Linked DNA regions of Homo sapiens: region 1 is linked to region 2. The links are chromatin contacts, found by Hi-C or POLR2A ChIA-PET in ENCODE. All regions are on one chromosome and are shown on one strand. The core of a region is the stretch at or near the end of the contact, and the rest is flanking DNA. Distances in the headings are between cores, read along the strand shown.

Region 1 (2,700 bases), core at 29-2,528, 71 kb before region 2:
TACCCGTCACCATGGCTGGCTAATTTTTGTATTTGTATTAGAGACAGGGTTTCACCATGTTGGCCAGGCTGGTCTCGAACTCCTGACCTCAGGTGATCTGCCCACCTCAGCCTCCCAAAGTGCTGGGATTACGAGCGTGAGCCACTGCACCCGGCCAATTGTTTTCTTTTTCTATCTTCCTTTCTTTTTCTATAAAGTGTTATATGCTAGGTACTTTTCACGTGACATCTCATTTAACCTTTTCAAAATGCCACAATGTTGGTTCCATTATTATCCCTGCTTTTCAGGTGAAGAAACTAAGGCACAGAGAAGGAAAGTGACAGTCTGAGGTCCCCCAGTTAAGTAGGTAGTGGAGCCAGGGATGATATGCTCACTTTTCCCTCTAGGGAGGGCACCCAGCCAGGACTCTACATGAAAAAATGTATTTTGATGCTGGCTAATGCCCTATTGACAACTGCACACTGATCCACGTCCTAGTTCAAGTTTTGTTACTGTAATCTGGGCTCTGACAACATATGAAGTTTCTTCCTTCAGTATGAGAAGAAAGATAGGGAGACTGAGAAACTTTGTCAAGTCAGTCAGTCAATCAAACATGCAATGGCTGCAGGGCTTCTGCTACCTCTCAGAGGCTTCCACGTGCAGGATGGCAACTTGGGAGATAAGGTGTGCCTGCATTCAGTCAGCTCAGAAGATTCAGTCCAGTAGGAGAGCACCATGGCCATAAACAGTTGGCATGTACAGAGCTGGGTTTCTGTGCTCAGTGACAAAGATAAAGGGCTGTGAAGTTTAGAGCCATTCTTCCTGGAGAAATCAAGGAAGGCTTTCTGAAGGAGGTAACCTCTAAATCCTTACTTCCTTAGCTACCTTCTGCTGTTAGAGGGTGAGCCCACCATTAAAGAAGCATTTTCCCCCACACACAGCCTCTTTGGGCTCTGTCTTCCTTCAGCCTGAAGGTCTCTGGTTGTTTAAGAAAACTCCGGGCAAAAATTTCACCCCTTGCCCTGAGTCTTTTCCCCACCTTCCCTTTCTCCCACCTCTACAGCTAGTCTGCTGTGGATACAGGCTTGTGAAAGAAATGACTGTTTGTTTTATAACAAGAGCTTAACATGATTCATTTCAGATTCCCCAAGGACTTTTGTAAGTTTGGACTGAGTCATAATATATTTTTTTATTAAACTCCAAGACCCAACAAGCAGGAAGCTCTGTTCGACAACATAATATAACTGATGTACTGCAAGCGGCTTTTTTATGGGTGAGTCCTCAAGCTGCTTGAGAAATTCTCTGGCCTCTCCTATCACCACCTGGTTCTGCACGGAGATTAAAAGGGCTTTGGAGACTCGTCACACCACACAGACACACACACACACACACACATAGACACATACAGCCCTGTCCCTCCTAATGCCACATCCAAAAGATGAGGGTCTCTGGACAAGAACAATCCCACTTCCAGACCCTCTCAAGAACAAGGCCCTAACTCCTTCTTCAGAACACAGAAAGGCCTAAGCAGCAGCACTGGAGCAGGCCGAGAACTGCTCCCTGCTCACCCCCGGTGGAGCCACAGTCTAGTAGGGCAATGATTCTTGGAACATTTTCCCCGAGCCAGGAGCATTAGCCTCACCTGGGACTTTTATAAAATGCAAGTTCTCAGGCCCATCCAACACCTTCTGAGTCACAAACTCTGGGGGTGGGACCCAGCAACTTGTGTTCTAAGGGGCTCTCCAGGGCGATTCTGTTGCTTGCTAAGGTTTAAGAACCACTGATCGTAGGACTTGCTCAAAGGGCGGTCCTGGGACCGGGAGCATCAGCATCACGGGAGCTTGTTGGAAATGCACTCTCAGGCTCCACCCAAGGCCTGCTGGATCACAGTCTGCATTTTAACAAGACTCCCAGTTGAATCTCGTCCACATTAACTTTGAGGAACACTGCTGTAGGCACCGCGGGACATGGGCCACCTCTGGTCCTGAGTTGAGTCCTTGCTCTGCCTCTCAGTTGCCGCCTGCTCTTGGCTGGCACATGACTTATCTGAGCCTCAGCGTCTTGGTTAGCGCCCTGCATTAGTGCATTGGAAATATTTGCTCTCCTGGTTTAGGAAAATGCCTCCCACAGTCCCGGCTCCACGGGAGGCTCTCGGCACTGTTCTTCCTGCCTGTCCCTGGTGAGCGGGTGACCTTCTGCCCCCTCTGACACTGGCCCACCCTGGAGACAGTGGCTGTGTTCTTGCAGCCCTCCCTCCTCTTGTGTTTCTGTTTGATTCTCATGATTCAATATCCCCTGCAGCGTTTTGTTGTCATTTTCTGTTTTACTCTTGGAAAGCTCACAGGGTTTCCCCTTTGAAGTGTTTCATTTTTTGTTTGTTTGTTTAAATTCAGCATTGCCCTCTGATTGGGGCACATCCAGTGACTTTATAGCACAAATTCAGAAAGAGAGTTGCTCCAGTGCCATTCAAAATGGACCGCAAAATCCACTGTGCCGAGATGTGTCCGAGTACAACGACAAGACAGCCCATGCACACCGTGGTGCCTCACAAAAGGAGAAAACACAATACCTGGAGTCTGATAAATGACTGAAAAGTGCTAAAAATGACCCCCGAAACACAGACACCTCCTCCCCTGTTCCCTGCCTCCTACCGTGTCATGAATTTGTGATGGGGACAAGGAGCACACAAGGCCCCCCTCAGTGCCCCGATGAAAGTCACTG
Region 2 (2,700 bases), core at 122-2,621:
TATGCCCTGCTGAACTCAAACTTTCTAGGGTATTTGTTCAAGAAGTCTGATGGGGACAGCAAAGAAAGAAATAGAGCTCTATTTGAAGTCAAATAAAGACAGATGTATAGATAGAGATATTGATATAGAGATAGATAGTATATTACTTAGGATCCTGGCAAGAAACAGTGGCATTGTCATATGGGGTAGCTGAGGAGAGTGTAGTGAAGGGATTATTTTAAAAGTATGAGCAGGATTAAGGACAACCACTAAGGTTGGCAAAGTACCCTGAGGCTAACAACAGCTGGGAGCTGTCACTCCTAGACCTGATGAGCAAGGTGAAGGAGAAGTTCCTGCAACTTAGAGAGAGGTGTAGCAATATGATAGCTGTAGCAAAAGGCTGCCCAAAGGAGTCGTGCCTTCCTACATAGCAACACAGCAATTTCCCAGCAGGGAGGTCATCTGGAGAATAGAAACCCTAACCTCATTCTTCTCCCAACCTCCTCACACCTCCTGCCAGAGTCTCCCATTGGCTGAACCCAGCTGCAAGCCAGAGAGAGCCCAGTTGACCCAGTGGTTAAAGAGCAGCCTTGCAGGGCACAGAACAGGCTGGAAAAGGAGAGCAGTGGATCTGGAAGAGCCGATGAAAGACATGCACTAGGCACAGCTGTAGCTGTAAGCACAGGCATCGATTTTTTCATTTTAAATCAGTCTGAAGACAAAGGGAAGAATGGGTTGAAGAAAAAAAAATTAAAGATAGTGAGGAAACAAAATCAAAATTCCAGCCCAGTCTTTCACTTGCTGTAGGGGTATCTGAGACATAGGGAGGTATGAGTCAGTACATCTCTCCCCCGAGAGCATCATGTACAACGTTTCACCTTTGCCACCTCTTGCAAACCCCTCCCAGCAGAGTGTTGGTTTTTAGAAGCACCCGGGCAAAGAACAGACAAAGGGAGGATAAGCTGTGGGGGCGGGGAGACCAAGGTAGTCTTATGTAACTTACATCTTTATGAAAACTCATTTTGCTTTTATTTTAAGAAGTGCTATTTATGAATTCCCCAGGGGGTTAAAAAGCTTAAGAGATGGGTTTTTTATGTGATGTCAATAGAAAAATCTCTAAACTCCTGGAATAAATGATGCTTTTGTTTTGGCTTTCTGTTTTTCAAAAAGGCCATCTGTTTTCATAAACATAAATGAGACTCTCTAGCCACCTTTTCCCTTATAACCCTCTGTCTCTTTGCACAAATGACAACATTCCCTTCGTGATTCATTCCTGAAGACATTCTTCTGGGCTAAATGCGGCTGCTAAATTTGTACTTCAGTTTTCACTGTGAGTCCCACATGATCCTTGCTCAGGCGGCAACTGCACTATTACAGCTTTCACTTCTCGAGTCCCAGATTGCTATACCCTTGGGTTGCCAGCAGCTCTGCACCAGGCTTTATGCAACTGGCTTCTCCTGTTTTGCAAGGGTATCTGAGGTCTTTGAGGCAGCCCAATAAGTAGCAACCCTTCTCTACCTAAGTCCTAAGCGTGTTGAGAAATAAATGGAAGATAGCAGATGAAAGCTAAAATACCATGTTTATTATTGATAATGAATAATTTAGCTTAGTGTAACAGCTAAATAGGCTTGATAATTGGACCCAGAATTAGGCAGACTGACCCACCTGGTGATAGGCCACGTTGGATGAGGCAGAGGATAAGCCAGCTCCTGGAGGAACATAAAAAAAAGTTGCCAACTGCCAAGAAGAAGAAAATTGAGACTCAACCGAGAATAACCATATTCTTCCTCAGTTTACCATTCATGTAACTCATACCACTACCTGTGACCAAAGGGGCAAGATGGCTCACAAGAACACTAATGGGGCTCCCTTCCCATGGAAATAACTATCAGGAATAAAGATGAAGTTTTCCTTCCAACGGTGACATAAGTGTGACAGAAGCTAAAAATGTGCCTTGACTGAGCCTGGTCGATAAAATGTACTCAATAAATACATGTCGACTGTGTGTTCATTTATTTAACAAATACTTATTGAACAAAGTTAGGGCCAAAATAAGTTTAGTTTTTGATTCTTGGTACAGTAGAGAGCTGCTAGAAAATTCTGAGCAAGGAAAAGATATGATGAGATTTACATTTTGGAAAAATTACTCTGATTGCTTCTTGAATAATGGATTATAAGAAGGACAAGTATGAAAATGGAGAGACGAGGGCCAGGCACGGTGGCTCACGCCTGTAATCCCAGCACTTTGGGAGGCCGAGGCAGGCGAATCAGTTGAGGTCAGGAGTTGCAGACCAGCCTGGCCAACACGGAGAAACTCCGTCTCTACTAAAAATACAAAAAATTTAGCTGGGCGTGGTGGTGCACACTTGTAATCCCAGCTACTCTGAAGGTTGAGGCAGAGGTTGCAGTGAGCCAAGATCACACCACAACACTCCAGCCTGGGTGACAGATAGAGACCCTGACTCAAAAAAAAAAAAAAAAGGAACAGAAAAGATGAATTAGAACACTCCTGCTGTTGTCTAAGCAAGAATTGATGATGCCTAAGTCAGGGATGAAATCAGAGAAGGACACAAAGGAGAAGGCCACGTGGGATATAACTTGCAGATAGGGTTAGCAGGATTTGCTGATGGATTGGAGTTGGGGAGGAACATGGTCTGTGAGGGAAAGCAAAGAATTGAGAATGACCTATGTTTTTATTTGAGTAACTGAATGGATAGGGGT

What was found. Hi-C counts contacts between places; a loop is a spot of excess contacts on that map. ChIA-PET counts read pairs that join two places held with the same protein, here RNA polymerase II (POLR2A). Pooled maps may share reads with other maps.
Region 1: a loop to region 2 is called in a map of ascending aorta, with 2.6 times the contacts of the local background. The contact joins two enhancer-like sites. A Hi-C loop is called at or near these places in 4 of 168 maps with a recorded cell type or tissue (IMR-90, aorta, ascending aorta and 1 more) and 4 of 50 pooled maps. POLR2A ChIA-PET finds 5 or more read pairs at or near these places in 1 of 52 experiments (K562).

Annotation. Positions count from the first base shown.
Region 1 is chr11:79,243,114-79,245,813 of GRCh38, reverse strand. The region is part of intron 2 of TENM4 (teneurin transmembrane protein 4); the gene reads left to right. Among named protein-coding and RNA genes, the nearest start is that of TENM4-AS1, 150 kb to the right of the region's middle. Within about 2 kb of position 1,278, at least 8 of the 41 ENCODE cell types and tissues checked have a DNase peak (open chromatin) inside an H3K27ac peak, as active enhancers do; they include ascending aorta, where a contact is called at or near this core.
Region 2 is chr11:79,172,427-79,175,126 of GRCh38, reverse strand. All of the region lies in intron 3 of TENM4 (teneurin transmembrane protein 4), which reads left to right. Among named protein-coding and RNA genes, the nearest start is that of TENM4-AS1, 81 kb to the right of the region's middle. Within about 2 kb of position 1,371, at least 4 of the 41 ENCODE cell types and tissues checked have a DNase peak (open chromatin) inside an H3K27ac peak, as active enhancers do; they include ascending aorta, where a contact is called at or near this core.